Regions from separate parts of the Homo sapiens genome. Here regions 1 and 3 are each linked to region 2. A link is a loop called in an ENCODE intact Hi-C map of the cell type or tissue named here. Cell type or tissue: heart right ventricle. All regions are shown on one strand. Region 1 overlaps CENPP (centromere protein P). Region 2 holds the start of ASPN (asporin). Region 3 holds the start of ECM2 (extracellular matrix protein 2).

Region 1 (5,000 bases), 120 kb after region 2:
CACATGGCCAGCTCGGAACACACTGTTTCCTGTCTCCTGAGACAGAAATTTGTATGAGAAGCAAAGATTACAAAGATTACAGATAAATGAAATTTAAATATTCAGTTATAAAACAAATAACTGAAGGGGTTTTTTTTTTTTTTGAGGAATTTTTCCAGCTTAACAGAATTAAAATGAACTATGATGAAACATGGCAAAAACTACAAGGAGGCCAGGCGCAGTGGCTCACACCTGTAATCCCAGCACTTTGGCAGGCCGAGGCAGGTGCATCACTTGAGCTCAGGAGTTCGAGATCAGCCTGGCCAAAATAGTGAAACCCCATCTCTACTAAAAATTAGCCAGGCATTGTGGTATGCACCTGTAATCCCAGCTACTAGGGAGGCTGAGGCAGGAGAATCACTGGAACCCCAGAGGCGGAGGTTGCAGTGAACTGAGATCGCACCACTGCACTCCAGCCTGGGATGGAGTGAATTCCACACCCAGAGTAAGACTCTGTGTCAAAAAAAAAAAGGAAGTGGAAATATGGTTGAGAATAAAGGGATTTCTGTTGGAATTTCATCCCTAGGGGTTTGAAAACCATTTTACTATTCAGAAGCACAGAAATGGCCCAAACCAGGCCCTGAAAGGAGCCCAGGAAACAAAAAGGGTGAAAAGAAAAAGAAAAAAGTCCATCTTAGGCTTAGGGGCTAAGGTCACACAGGACAGACCTCCCCGTCCGACACCAGCCCCTGGCTAGACTATCACTGTGCCATACGGGAGGGATTGTGTGGTCAGTAGTTTTTGTTTTGTTTTGTTTGTTTTTGTTTTTGTTTTTGTTTGAGACAGAGTATCCCTCTGTCACCCAGGCTGGAATGCAGTGGTGCGATCTCGGCTCACTGCAACCTCTGCCTTCCAGGGTCAAGTGATTCTCCTACCTCAACCTCCTGAATAGCTGGGACTACAGGCTCCCACCACCACGCCTGGCTAATTTTTGTATTTTTAGTACAGACGGGGTTTCACCATGTTGGCCAGGCTGGTCTTGAACTCCTGACCTGACGTGGTCCACCTGCCTCGGCCTCCCAGAGTGCTGGGATTACAGGCGTGAGCCACTGCGCCTGGCCCAGTGGTTGTTTTTTTAATCTGCTTTCCTCCTGTTTCTCAGAGTCACTTCCCAAGAGAAAGCACTATTAAAAGTATGGTGTAGCTCCCACTAGATGTTTCTCCATTTACGAGACATGGTCAGATTACTTTCCCCCTAGGCTGTGGCCTCCTCCAGCCTCTCTTTTGGTTTATCTGTGTCTCATGAACATCCAAACTGCCTGGAGCTCCACAGGCTTCCCTGGGGGACCAGTGGGACCCACCTCCCCTGGTCTTTCCTGGTCCGTGTCTTCTGCAAAGGGCCAAGGAGTAACTGTTTTAAGCTTTGCAGCCATGTAGTCTGCTCAGTCACTAAGTTCAGCACAAAAGCAGCCACAGACTGTATATACCTAAGTGAGGGTGGCTGTGTGCCAATCAAACTTTATTACAGACACTGAAGTCTGAAGTTTGCATTTAATGTAATTTTCACATGTCACGAAATCTTTGGAGTTCTTTTCAACCATGTTTAGCTTGAGGTTCCATACAAGAACAGAAGGGCGTGGGATCTGGCTTCTGGCCTGTCATTTGCTGTCTCCTGCCCTGGCTCTCTTCCTGTCCATACAGGCCCATTATTCATGCTTGCATTTGCTGTTTGTTTATTAAAATTCCCCAGCTCTTCGTTTTAAAAATGCCATTGGGATATATTTCCAGTAGAGTGGGTCTCTTTCAACTCTGGGTTTCCCTGGTTCTTCCCAAGTCTGTACAAACAAGAAAAGTTGGGTCAAGGGAGGATGGAGGCTCCCAGCTGGTCTGTTCTGCAAAGGTCTGGAGATGAGGTAAGTGCTGAGGGCTGGGCCACCCCACTGGGGCTGGGGCACATGGAGAATGTTTGGCACAAGCCCTTGCGAGGGTTCTGGGGCATCAGTCACTACCAGAAAGACAGCGCAAGTCATGCCCTGGTCGGCCATCCCTTCTGGTGGGGGTTGTGTTTTTGCTCCTGTGGCAAAGTGCTGCAATGACATTCCAGCTCTCCCAGGTTTATGCCCCACCATGGGTTTGGAATAGAGAGGCTTTTCTGGTTGTTTGTTTTACTAAGCAACATTTAGGACACATTTTTTAACTCCCTGTGGACAAGCAATCCTTCTAACAGAGCTCCTCAGCTGTTCCCAGTTATTTTTGTGGATGGTCTTGTGGATGGTGCAGGTCCCCTGAGGGGTCCTTCCTGGACACCCATGTTCATCCACTGAGGGCGACTGATCTCTGACTTCCGTCCCCACACAGGGTCAGACAAGTGGGTCTGATGCCTCCTGAGCCAGCAAGTTGCTGTGCTCCCTTGTTTTTTACCAACCAGACGACTCTTAGGGGCAGACGTGTGTGTCGCTAGGTCTGTGTTTGCGTGTCCGAGCCTCAGGACCACGTCCAGGAAAGTTAGGCTAATATGGTTTACAGGAGGCAATTCAGCAGCATAGCCACTGCATTCCTTTCTGCTTGTATCACTACATGGACGTATTTACTTCAAAAACACAAATAGAGTCTAGAAAAACTGGTTAAAAATCCACACAATTAGACTTGGAGATACAGTCTTTCCATCCTGTATGTAATCAAAAGATTTAAAAGTCAGGCACCTTTTGTCCAGCCTTGTAGCCTGGGGATTTCTGTTAACATTTCAGTCGGACGCTGTGTCAGTGAGGGACTCTCTTCTGCTAGGTGTGCCAATCAGGAAATTTCCAAAGGGAGCTTCTGGTGCTGCCGGCGGTTAGTTGTTACTTCAAATGATTGTGATGATACAAAGTGCTCGAATATCCAGTCCTTTCCATGTTAGAGCTCTTGAGAATCTGAAAACCCCATCTCGCCTCCCCCGTGGGGGTACCAGCCCTCATTTAAACGCCACGCTGTGACCAAAAGGACAGAGGTGCCTGGCCTGGTATTAGGCCCGGGAAAGTCTCAGTGTCAGATAAATGACTGCGTTGTGTCAGCTCCATGTCACGCTCCATGTGCCCACAGAGGAGTGGGCTGGGAGGGGACAGCAGGCACTCTTGGGAGACTGTAAATCGGCTGATCAAACAAGGGGATACACTGAGGGTGAAGGGACACAGTCTCTCCCCAACAGCAAAGCGACTGACAGATGTCAAAAGAGCTAGACTGAGGTGTCTGGGAGAGCTCGTGCCTGCGTGTTTTGAATATGGGTGTGCACAGACAGGGGTGGAAGTGGCTGCAAGTGGCTCATGCACCTGCACACACCAGTGTGTCCTTCCTAGCTCTTTCCACTGACAGGCCCTAGAAGTAATGAAGCTCCAGGAGCAACGAGCCCAGGTCCTGGTTTGTAAATACTGTCAGCTCCTTTGATTCTAGAGCTGGGCAGGGAAGTACAAAATGAGCCTAGAACAGCTGATGATGCCAGAGAGTAGGAAGACCTCAAAGAATGGTGGGGCTGTGTCAGAAGAACCAGGAGCAGTTTACAGGAGCTCATACTGGCCAGACCTGGGGGCTTGAGCATCACGACCAATAGTGATCTTAAACAGGTTACAGCCTATGGAATAAACAAGTGACTGAGTGGATACTGATACAAATGAATAAGGGAAAAGGAGAAGCTCTTTCTGCTGGTAGAAAGCCAACAGATGCGGGAGGAATGATGGAAACGGAAAGCCACCTTTTGGGACCCTCACTGTCGTTGGTGTTGCCATGAGCCATCATAGGGTCTCAGACTCAGGAGTGGACAGTGGTCTCAGGACATCCCATGGAGCACAGTGGTGGGGCCGCGTCTGAGGCACACAGGCAGCATTTCCATGGGGCTCCAAACCTGGCATCAACTCAGCATGGATATGCAGCGTTAGGCCCAGATTCAGCAATCTGTGGTGCCAGCAGCTGCACCCAGGCTGTCAAGACCAGCCATGCTGGGGCCTGAGGGGACAAGGAAGGAGAGACGCAGTTGGGACAGCTGGGGACATCTGAAGGGGCACGTTCTGGTTTGGAGAAGTATGTTTTGGTCACATAGGAGATCTGCTCAATTGGGGAAAAACCCTGTGTGTGTCCAGGGGCGAGGGGTACCATGTCTCAGCATGGCGCAACACAGAGGGAGGTGACAGGCGGTGTGAACAGGCGGCAGCTTCTCATTCTCCTCGTATACTGTTTCTGTAAATTCAAAATTACATTCAAATTAAACTTTTTTTTTTTTTGGCGCAATTTCGGCTCACTGCAACCTCTGACTCCCTGGTTCAAGTGATTCTCCTGCCTCAACCTCCCGAGTAGCTGGGATTACAGATGGGCGCCACCACGCCCAGCTAATTTTTGTATTTTTAGTAGAGAAGGGGTTTCACCATGTTGGATAGGGTGGTCTCGATCTCTTGACCTCGTGATCCGCTCGCCTTGGCCTCCCAAAGTGCTGGGATTACAGGCATAAGCCACCACACCCAGCCTCAAATTAAACTGTAAAAACACGACTGAGGCTCAGAGAGTTTAAAAGGGATTTCTCAAAGTCATATAGCCAATCAACAGCTAAGTGGGCTGAGGTGGGACAAAGGCCCCTTGTCCCAGGCAGGGCAGTTGTGCAGGCCCCAGGGCCCCGGCAGTACCTGTTCACTCGGTAATGGTTTGATTGTCTAACACACATAAGATCATACGCATGGTAATGTGTGAAGAACCTAGACCAGTGTCTGGCACAGAGGTGCCTTTGTATTTGTCAGTTTTCTTTCTGAAATGAGGGCAGATCATTGTTCTTCCCAGTGCTCCTGCTGTAGGCATTTCTAAACCTTTCTGAAGTTTATCATACTTCTCTCAGAAGTCTTGTGCGTGGAGAGCAGGGGTGTGGTGGTACACTCACCAAGACACCCACAGTGCCAAGTCCAACAGACATGTCTCTGCTACTTTCACCAGATGCTGCAGGAGCTGTTGCCCACTCCCTCCTCAGCGATCCCTGTGCACTTCCCCACCTTCCTGCCTACACT
Region 2 (5,000 bases):
AGAAGCACATAAGCTTTCTTGTTTCCATTTAACTGGTCTACAAACTTAGAAAGTTTATCTAAGTGAAATGGTATTTCCTCTCAGACACTATTATTAGGTAAATAAGTCACTGTGCTTTTAAATCCCATGTTTAAAGGCCCGCTTGGCAACTTTTCCCCTGGGTTTAAACATGCCTATCAGTTCACAGGTACCAGTAGCAGATTTCAGCATATAAATGTGATATAACATACTCCATATATTTCACCGAAGGAATCCAAACCAAATTCAGATGTAATCAAGGCATAGTCTTGTAAGCTAACAAATGAGTTAAAAGTCCAACATGCATTTGGAAACTTATTCACAGTACCATTTGTTCATGGATACTGATAAAGATAGCACTTTCCTTAAAAAGTAGTTAATTTTACCTTAGAAGTATAACTAGCATTCTGACAAAGCATTCTAGCTGTTCTTCCTTTTATACTAATTTTGCCCTTCATTAATTTCTCCACATGTCTAGCAATCAAGCTACTGTCTTAAAAAACAAAATCTACTGCCTCTCCATTTTTATGATGTTTCCCACAGTGCCTCAAGACTTGTGCTTGTAAAGTTAATTGTTTTTGTCTCAAACCTCAGATCAGTTATCAGAATATTTGTTTTTAATTGAGTAGTTAGTTGTAACAGAAGACTATATATCCTCTGTTCTTTCCACTACTACACTATACTCCTTAATGCCAAAAAACAAACTAAAAACATCAGGATCCTTTTATGTGTGTGGGCTTGTGCTCGATTTTTCTTTCTTTTTTCATTTCTTTCTTTTAACAGCTTGATTCTTGGATTTAAACAACTTTATTTTTAGGGAAATACAACCCCCTCAGGTTCTTTATGACTCAGTCCCTACACCATGTGGCCACTGTTTCCTGGGTGCCACACCTCTGAATAGATTAACATGAAAGAATGCTGTGCGCTATTTAGATTACTAGGGAGTAGAATATTGAATACATTGCTTAAATTTTTTAATCTAAAATTTAATCAGAAATTTACTTTGGGAGTAGACAAAGGAAATCTTTGAAAGTGTTAAATTCTGACTGTATACATGCTGTGAAAATTTCCTAATCTTTCATATTGAATATAGTGCTAGCTAAACTATTGCTGATAAGTATTCTTTCTTGGAATTGAATAGATTTCCATTTGAACTTTTCAGTGCCATTTCATTATAATAAGGAAGACATTTATCAAGGAAAAAAATGAATATTCAAATGTATAAGTAAAATTGACATTTCAGTAATTCACACATTTTAAATACACATTAGAAAATATTTTAAATATTGAAAAATATATTTACTGTTTCATTTAATATAGCTGTGATATCCCCAAACTTCATGATCATTATTATAGCAATGTTATTTTCCTAGATAAACATACAAGATGTTTATTTAGATGACTTTTAAAATCAATCATGTTAACATTTATGGTAAGGCATAATGACAGGTTTTCACTTAGCTGAAAAAAAAAGTCACATAATTATATTTAAAATACATTCATTATAGGTAAGACATAAAACTAGAATAATTTTAGGTACAAATTTAGGTTTGTATTTAAATGCTGATTTTTAAGAAATTATAGAGATAAACTTTGGACTTTATCCTATTATTTATAAGCATTTATTAATAACATTAATGTCTCCTTAGTATTGACTGTAAAGTATACATCGATACTTGTAAGATAGACATGAAACATACCTGTCAGAAGAGAGTAGTCCTCCTAAAAGTAGAAGTTATCCACCATGTACTACTTATCTATAATGTAAATGTTCTCAGACACTGTGTAAGAAGAAAAGATGAGGAGGTATTACATTTAAAAGAAAAAAAACACCCTTCAACACAGTCCTGGTGTGGCTGCACCCTGGGTGATACTGGAATAAACTGCTCCCACAGATTAGTCCATGTTAGTACTGAGGAGCAAGATTAAAACTTGTTACTGCTCATGTGTTTTCCATCACTGTTTGTATCGTAGCCAAGACTTCTAGCTAAACTCTAGACGTCTACTGGAAGATTCTGAAGAAGAAAAAAAAAGAAAGTTTAATAATGCATGGCAACTGGCCATTGAAAGTGCAGTCGGAGTCATTCAAGAAATACCTAGTTTTAAAAATATTAGATTCTTAAGTGAATGAATATTTGTAAATTACAATTTCAAAAATTACTCAACCTGTATAGACTAATAAAATATTTATCAATCTGAATAAAGGATACCAACATTACTGAAGTATATACCCAAACTTCAGATGTACCTGAGAAAGAACCATACTTTTTTTTTCTTCTAATGACTGTAGCTATTGCATTATGCATACTTCTCCAGACTTTTTTTTTTTTTTAAGCTTTTAGCACTGCTATAGCATGTCAGGGAAACTATGGATGAGGCTCCATGAACTGCTCCCTGGACTCAACATATGTGATATAACACAGACACACATGCATGTCCAAGTAACACCCTCTTAGGATGCATACAACTTTCCCTTTTCAAGAGAATATTAGCTATGGCCTCACTGACATTTAGGGAGACTTAGAGCAGGGAAGATGCTATTTCCTGAAAATAAATCATTATTTGTACCCCCTTTCCACTCATCCCCAAGAGACTGCCCAATTCTACATCAACTAAGACCTTCAAGAGAGGACAGTTTTCTTTTTTTTTTTTTTGAGACGGAGTCTCACTCTGTCACCCAGGCTGGAGTGCGGTGGCGCAATCTTGGCTTACTGCAAGCTCTGCCTCCCAGGTTCACGCCATTCTCCTGCCTCAGCCTCCCGAGTAGCTGGGACTGCAGGCGCCCGCCACCACGCCTGGCTAATTTTTTGGTTTTTTAATAGAGACAGTGTTTCATTGTGTTAGCCAGGATGGTCTCGATCTCCTGACCTCGTGATCTGCCCGCCTCGGCCTCCCAAAGTGCTGGGATTACAGGCATGAGCCACCATGGCCGGCCTGAGAGGACAGTTTTCTAACCCTAGTGGCAAGGACTTACTGTTGTAAGTGACCCCAATGGTTCTTCCCAACTGTTGTATAGATTTGGAGGCCAGCAAAGAGCTTTTCCAGTGGGTTAGAAGACCTGTTCTCTACTGTCATCAAGAGTCTGACCATCGTTTGTTCCCTCTCTCCAGAGAAATGGCACACATTGTGTTAAGCAAGGCAGCTACAGTCCTAAAGAATACATGTGCCTCAGATGTGCATAGCAGCTGGCTATGTGTTCATCCTCCCCTCACTTAAATAAAGTACTCCTCCTTGGACCTCTAGGCTGACAGTTCCAGGCAGCTCGGTAGTCCCATTAGTGGCCCTCTGTAACTCAGGCCCCATCCTAGCCCTGCAGCACCTTAGGGAATGACGGCCCTCCTGTTTGGTTTAGAATGCTCATATTCTCATTTATTCAAGTATATTTCAGTTGCAAATGTATCTGTTAACTGGATGAATTGGGAACATAATGAAAATATGAACTGGATTTTTAAAATCTTTGTATCCAGAGCATCTAGTGTTTGCCTAAATTCCTTCAGAACACAGTCATAAACAGGAAGCCCTTGGGTCAAATTCAGTTTGTCCTGCACAATGTTTTGTTTCTGAACTGTTTATTGAAGTGTATGTTACCAAAAAAAAACATATCATAATGGTACAACTCAATTAATTTTTACAAAATGACCCCAATCAAGAAATCCCAGCCTCACACTCCATTCTCATACATCCAGAATCCCTCCTCTTACTCCTCAAGTCACAGCCTGAGTTCAGCACCATAGGTTATTTCCTGAACTTTATATAAATGGAATCATACTGTGCATTCTCTTTTGCATCTGGCTTTTTTCATTCAGTGACATGCTTTTGAGATCCATTCGTGTCATTGTGATACACAGTAGTTCATTCTTGTCACTGTATAGTATTCTCATACATGAATAAGCCACAAATTGTTTATATATTCAACTAGATTAATTACCTTTTGGAGAGGTACTATGAACGTTCCTCAGTCTGTCATTTGGGGGTCATGTGTATGTATTTTTGTTAGGTGAAATTGCTGTATTTAAAAATAAGATTTCAACTTCTCTTTAAAAATTAGGCTTTCCCAGTCTGTGATTTCTGGTTTTGCATGGCAACTGTTGTCTCTGGGACTTGTGTTTTTCTCTTCTATACTCACAGGATGTTGTCCACGTCACCCACCCAAGGCACTCCTCAGTCGAGTTGCCTGCATGGCCTTTCTGGGTGCAGTTTTGCCTCCCATATCTAGAGAGTTGAGAGGCAGTTCCTGTAAGATTGTGTTTCTAAAGATATGTTACAGCTACTTTTCCTTCTCCCCACTGTGAGACTTAAGCTAGTCTTCCTCTGATATTTTGCTTCGATCTTTGGTCAGAGGGCCTAGGGAAAGAAATAGGCCCTGGAATAAGATGCTGGGGTTAGGGGTAGTATATTTGGCTTATTCACTCTGTTCTGCAGATAATGTGGTAAAGGTGCAGGCCTCAGGCACAACCCTCCACCATCTTGGGGCTGTGACATGGAAAGCTTTGCCTCACATTTGCCAGAGATGGTGCAGCAGGCACGAACGTGCCATCTGGGAAGAAACTGGAGTTTATCTCCACCCTTTTCCAGGTTATCATTCCAAATGAAACAGTGTACCTCTTCTTCCCTCAAGTATTGTGAAGAGAAAAATCTTCCATTTTTGTTTCCTAAAGGGGTCCTATGGAGGGGACCTAGTTCTTTTCTCCATGCTTTTTAAATTGTTTTATTTTTGCCTCATTGAGCCTTAGTCTAAATATTGAAGAACTAGTTGCATTATAACAGTATATTTAGGAATCACAAGTAATTTACATGTTGCAAACACAAAGATAAATTACAAAATTGAAAAAGTAATATTCTCAGTACTGACAGTTTATGAATAAAAATATTGATTGCCATAAAAGGAACTTTAATGCAAATTTATTTTCCTTTGGCCTTATATATGCTAACCATCGTGAAAATAAAAATAAATTGCCTAATCTAAGCTCTCGTATGATTTC
Region 3 (5,000 bases), 54 kb after region 2:
AAGTGTGCTCTGATGGATATCATAAGTGCTCTGCAATGCATGAAATGTATACATTGAAATTTTCTTGCATTAACAATTGTATGTGCAGACCTTCCATCCTGTTGTGAGGAGTCAGGGCCTAGACCTCGAGGCTCTAGAGTTAAACTCTCATGAGGGTCTCAGGCATCCTGCTGTCCTGAGGCATCCTGAAAGCACTCACTTATGGGGCATTGCCTGATTGAGTGCTTAGGAGTGTGAATGTGCCAGCTGTGGCCATTCTGAGCACACCCCTCTCTCCCAGTATCCTCATTCTGGAAACTACCTCTCTTTCTTTTTTTCCCCCAAATTGACTCACTTTTACTTACCCAGAAATCTAAATAGATAGGCACAGAAATAAACTTACAGAGCTATTTGAATTTTGACAAAATCAGTATCTAAACAGTCTCACTACAGTGTTTAAATACATTTTAGGAAATGGTCTCTCAATACTAATTTTACTATTAATGCTTAGGCCCTCATTATTTTCATTGATATACAGAATTTTGCTTTGCACTTAATATTTGCTTTCATAAACAACTTCGTAATTGAGTGTTTGCCTCCTAGAGGTAAATTTTCTGGGATTCCAATCATAGTATCATTTTTATCAAGTAATTTTTTTCCTTCTAGCACTTACTGTGTTTATCCCAACATTAAATATTATTTATAAACCTTGATTAACTTATTTTTCTTCATTTAAAATTTCTTACCAGTTATCTTAAGTAAACTTTAAAAATATTAATTTAGAATTTTAAAATTCTACATGAAGTCATGAGATGTCTATTATCTATTTTCACTTCATTCAACAGATTTAAAATGAAAAATATTTTGAATTATTTATGTTCTTTTAGGACTTAAAAATTAATAATATTTTCAAACCAATTTATACTTCTATTGAACACATAATTCCACCTAAACATATAAAAATAATTTAATACTAAGTATACAAGGTCTGAAATACTTGGGAAGTACATCGTGAAAAAAACAAACAGAATAATGCATACTTTGAACTTTAAAAATCTATTAGTAACGAGCTAATTTACTCAAGAGTTAAACAGTTGTGAAATAAAATACCCAAATATTAAAACCATTCCACATGCTAAGTAGAAACTTAAAATTTAAAACTTTTTTACCTGGAGATCTAAACTAAGTAGGCTTTGCTTGGTGTCATTTAAGTCTCCAGCTGAAAATGAAACAAAATCAGAGCTTTCTTTAAAAACAAAGAAAGGACAGAAGGGAATGTTGAAAAGTATTTGCTGAACTTCTTAGTAAAATCTAAAATAACTGCCTCCCTTGGGGATAAATGCCTTTCAGTTCTTTGTGCAGAAAATCAGCCAAGAAAGTAACCAGGGAAAATGGTTACCAAGGGAAATATTTTTTTTAATCATAAGAAAAGTAGAAAACAGCAGTGGGTGTGGGGGAAGAGCATTTTGTTTGCAGGCTGAAAAGGCAGAGTTGGAAACACAAAAATGAGCTTGATTAAGAAATCTGTGGTTTTCATAGACTATTCGCATTAAAAATGTTAAAGTTTATACTAGCCAGGATGATGTCACTTGAGCTTTATCAGATTATAGGGATGATATTCTCGTCAGCTAAAGGCTGTGTATATCTGGAATCTATTTTAAATTGGATTAATAATATTTAACTCATCTGCCCACCCACCTCGATCTCACACACAATACTAACAAAACGACAACAACAAAAAAATGGTTACGTATTAATATCAGTGGAAATTATGTAACTTCTAACCATGAAATAATAGAAAGAAAATGTGAAAGGGAGCTGTGTGGCTCCTAATTACCTGTTACGCTGGCAAATTAGTTGTGTACTTTGGCCTCAGTTTCTTTATCTGCAAATGAGAAGTTAGAGACAGATCAGGATTCCAAGCGCAACCCTGCTGTTTATGAGGGACCTTGAGTAAGTTACTTAATGTTTCTGACCAAAGTTCACTCTTCTGTAAAACTAGGGTGATACCTTTCAAATTTTTCTGAAAATAAAAGGAATAACAGATATGAAGGTCCTAACTCAGTGCCTATCCTAGACTAGGTAATTTTAGAACTATTTTTTAAATTTTTTTTTTTTTTTTGAGACGGGAGTTTTTGCTCTGTTGCCCAGGCTAGAGTGCAATGTCGTGATCTCAGCACACTGAAACCTCCGCCTCCCAGGTTCAAGGGATTCTCCTGCCTCAGCTTCCCGAGTAGGTGGGCTTAAAGGCGCCTGCCACCATGCCAGATTAATTTTTGTATTTTTTTTTTTAGTAGAGATGGGGTTTCACCATGTTGGCCAGGCTGGTCTCGAACTCTTGACCTCATGTGATCCACCCACCTCGGCCTTCCAAAGTGCTGGGATTACAGGCATGAGCCACCGCACCTGGCCTGAAATTCTTATATCGTTATTTCAGGGGTCCAAATCATTTGGCAAAGAGGAGCTAAATATTTGTTTAAATGACGTGGTTAGACTGAATCAGGATTTTGTAAAATGACCTAGATAGACTGAATCAAGATAAGGGACTAAATACATAAGCCACTCAACTTCCTAAAAATAAGGAAAATGATATCTATTTTTAAAAATGTAAAACTAGCTGAGTGCAGTGGCTCACACCTGTAATCCCAGCACTTTGGGAGGCAGAGACAGGTGGATCACCTGAGGTTAGGAGTTTGAGACCAGCCTGGCCAACATGTGAAACCCCGTCTCTACTAACAGTACAAAAATTAGCCGAGTATGGTAGCACATGCCTGTAGTCCCAGCTACTCAGGAGGCTGAGGTAGGAGAATCACTTGAACCTAGGAGGCGGAGGTTGCAGTGAGCCAAGATTGTGCCATTGCACTCCAGCCTGGGCAACAGAGCGAGACTACATCTCAAAAAAGAAAAGAAAAGAAAAGAAAAAGATGAGTACAAATGAGCAAACACCATTAAACAGGCAGTTCATAGAAGAGGAAATGTCAGTGGTCAATAAAACAGAAGAGGAAGATTTCTCAATCTCAGTAACAGTCAAGAAAAGTAAATTAAAACAGGAAGGTTATTTTTTCACTACCATAGTGAGATGTTGCTGACAAAACTTTGGGGGTAGAAAAATTACCCAAATAATGCCAATGCTCAATCAAGCTTGAAGACCACTGCTAATCAAAAATCATGGCCTGATTTGAAATACATACATTGTTTTTTGGGGGAAAAAAATGTTGATGATATGCTGTGTTGGCCAGTGTGTAGGGAAAACAGAAACTCTCCTCTTCCTTGAGGACAGCTGAACAGTAGCTATGCTGTCTGTCCTACCATTTCACCTCTAGGAACCCATTGTAGAAACACCTCTTTCTGTACAAAAGTGTGCCTTCAAGGAAGTACTCTGAAGTACTGTAACCATGGATTAGAAAAAAAGTTAACCCAGTTGTGTATAGATAGAGAACAAAGTGGGCTTACCATAAAGCTATTTGGAGAAACAGAAGTAACTCCATTAATACCACCATGCATAGTTGTCCATGCTATACCAGGAATAAAGAGATTTTCAAAACTGTACATGTATTATGATCTTACCTTCTTTTGATGTATGTAATTTAGCATTTTACTAGAGAACAAATTGGAAGGAATAAACAACAAAATATTAACAGTAATTACAGCGAGACTTTTACTATGTTCTTTTATATTTTTATCATGTTTTGAGCTTTGTATAATCAGATAAGAATAACTTAAAAAGAATACAAACAATCAAAAAAGAAGTAACTCTTAAAGTAACAGCACTGAGGAATACCAGTAATTACCACGATGAGATTGAGAAGGTTGCAGAAAACCAAATTTTATAATTTCTGAGGTTCCTGCTCTAAAATTTTGTGGTTTAATGGACTGTTACATGAGTCCTTTTGCAGAAACTATTTTAACCACACTAGCACATGGAAAATGCTGGTATTATGGTTTCTCCTACCCCCTTTATTATTGCAGACATGATTATGTCCCAAAACTTGGTTCTGACAACACTCTGCAGGAATGTGGTATTGGTCACCAAACAACATGAGCAGAGTGAGCATTACCCGTGCCACAGGGCCATCTGCCTATGAAGATTTAGACTCTAGGACATTTCTTTCAGGTGATATTTAAGTAAAATCACCTTTTCAGTATTTTTCCTGATTGTCTAGAGTACCAATAAATTGGGGTTTTTTTTAAGGATGCAATTGTCTACCATATGACAGCTTTGTAGATATTAATACCCAAATAAAGGTAAATTTTGGAAATTTTAAGTAGGGCCATACTCAGAAATTAGTTTTACCTTGTTCAGCCCGAATAAGGAGGCTTAAAGCTGTGCCTACAACCCCTGCCCACGCACTGAATATTAGGTACAATGTTCCGGTATCTTTATGGTTAGTTGAGAATAGTCAACGGTTGGCCAACGTAAGTGGAGTAGGGCGAGGTAAAATGGCTGAGTAAAGCATTAGACTGTAAATCTAAGGACAGAGGCTAAACCTCTTTTTACCAGCCCGGAGGTGACTTTCATGTTGAATTGCAAATTCAAAGAAGCAGCTTCAATCCTGCCAGGTTTCTCCCGCCTTCCCCCGCTCCCCCACCCCCCACCCCAACCCACTGCCTGTGGAAGAAGTAGATTGAAGCCAGTTGATTAGGGTATTTAGCTGTTAACTACATTTTTATGGGTTTGAGTCCCATTTATCTAGTAAGGGCTCAGCTTAATTAAAGTGATTGATTTGCGTTCAGTTGATGCAGAGTAGAGTTTTGCAGTCCTTGGGTTTGCAGAAATTAAGTATAGCCTACTTACTAAGGGCTTTGAAGGCTCTTGGTCTTGTTTAACCTAAATTTCTGGAAGATAAGCAGGGTTAGTGGCTAGATTGGTAGGAGGAAGATGGAGAGGATGCTAAGTGAGGGGAGGAGTAGTATGGACTTTGTTCTAGGACTGACCTCTTGGCCCATAGTTCAAATGCCTTTTAAGCTATACTAAAGTGTTACAGTTGCTTCATTTACTTTAGCTGAACTTACTTTCCCAA

What was found. A loop is a pair of places that touch in the nucleus more often than their neighbours do. Peaks named below come from ENCODE experiments on the same cell type or tissue, not always from the same donor. Only the 100,000 strongest peaks of a DNase experiment are listed, where the experiment ranks them.
Region 1: a loop joins it to region 2, with 2.9 times the contacts of the local background. A loop is called at or near these places in 10 of 110 quality-filtered maps.
Region 3: it touches region 2 in a loop (2.4-fold over the local background); 7 of 110 quality-filtered maps call a loop at or near these places.

The regions. Positions count from the first base shown.
Region 1 is chr9:92,598,617-92,603,616 of GRCh38, forward strand. All of the region lies in intron 5 of CENPP (centromere protein P), which reads left to right. Among named protein-coding and RNA genes, the nearest start is that of ECM2, 65 kb to the left of the region's middle. In heart right ventricle, no CTCF peak of the experiment used is centred here; a DNase peak (open chromatin) is centred at 2,354; H3K27ac peaks cover 5,000 bases.
Region 2 is chr9:92,480,575-92,485,574 of GRCh38, forward strand. All of the region lies in intron 5 of CENPP (centromere protein P), which reads left to right. It overlaps ASPN (asporin), which reads right to left and starts at 1,932. Exons shown (of 8, transcript NM_017680.6): 1 at 1,719-1,932. In heart right ventricle, no CTCF peak of the experiment used is centred here; no DNase peak of the experiment used is centred here; H3K4me3 peaks cover 2,299 bases; H3K27ac peaks cover 4,418 bases.
Region 3 is chr9:92,534,785-92,539,784 of GRCh38, forward strand. All of the region lies in intron 5 of CENPP (centromere protein P), which reads left to right. ECM2 (extracellular matrix protein 2) reads right to left here and starts at 1,206. Exons shown (of 10, transcript NM_001393.4): 1 at 1,149-1,206. RefSeq lists a silencer at 4,483-4,777. In heart right ventricle, no CTCF peak of the experiment used is centred here; no DNase peak of the experiment used is centred here; H3K4me3 peaks cover 2,185 bases; H3K27ac peaks cover 4,245 bases.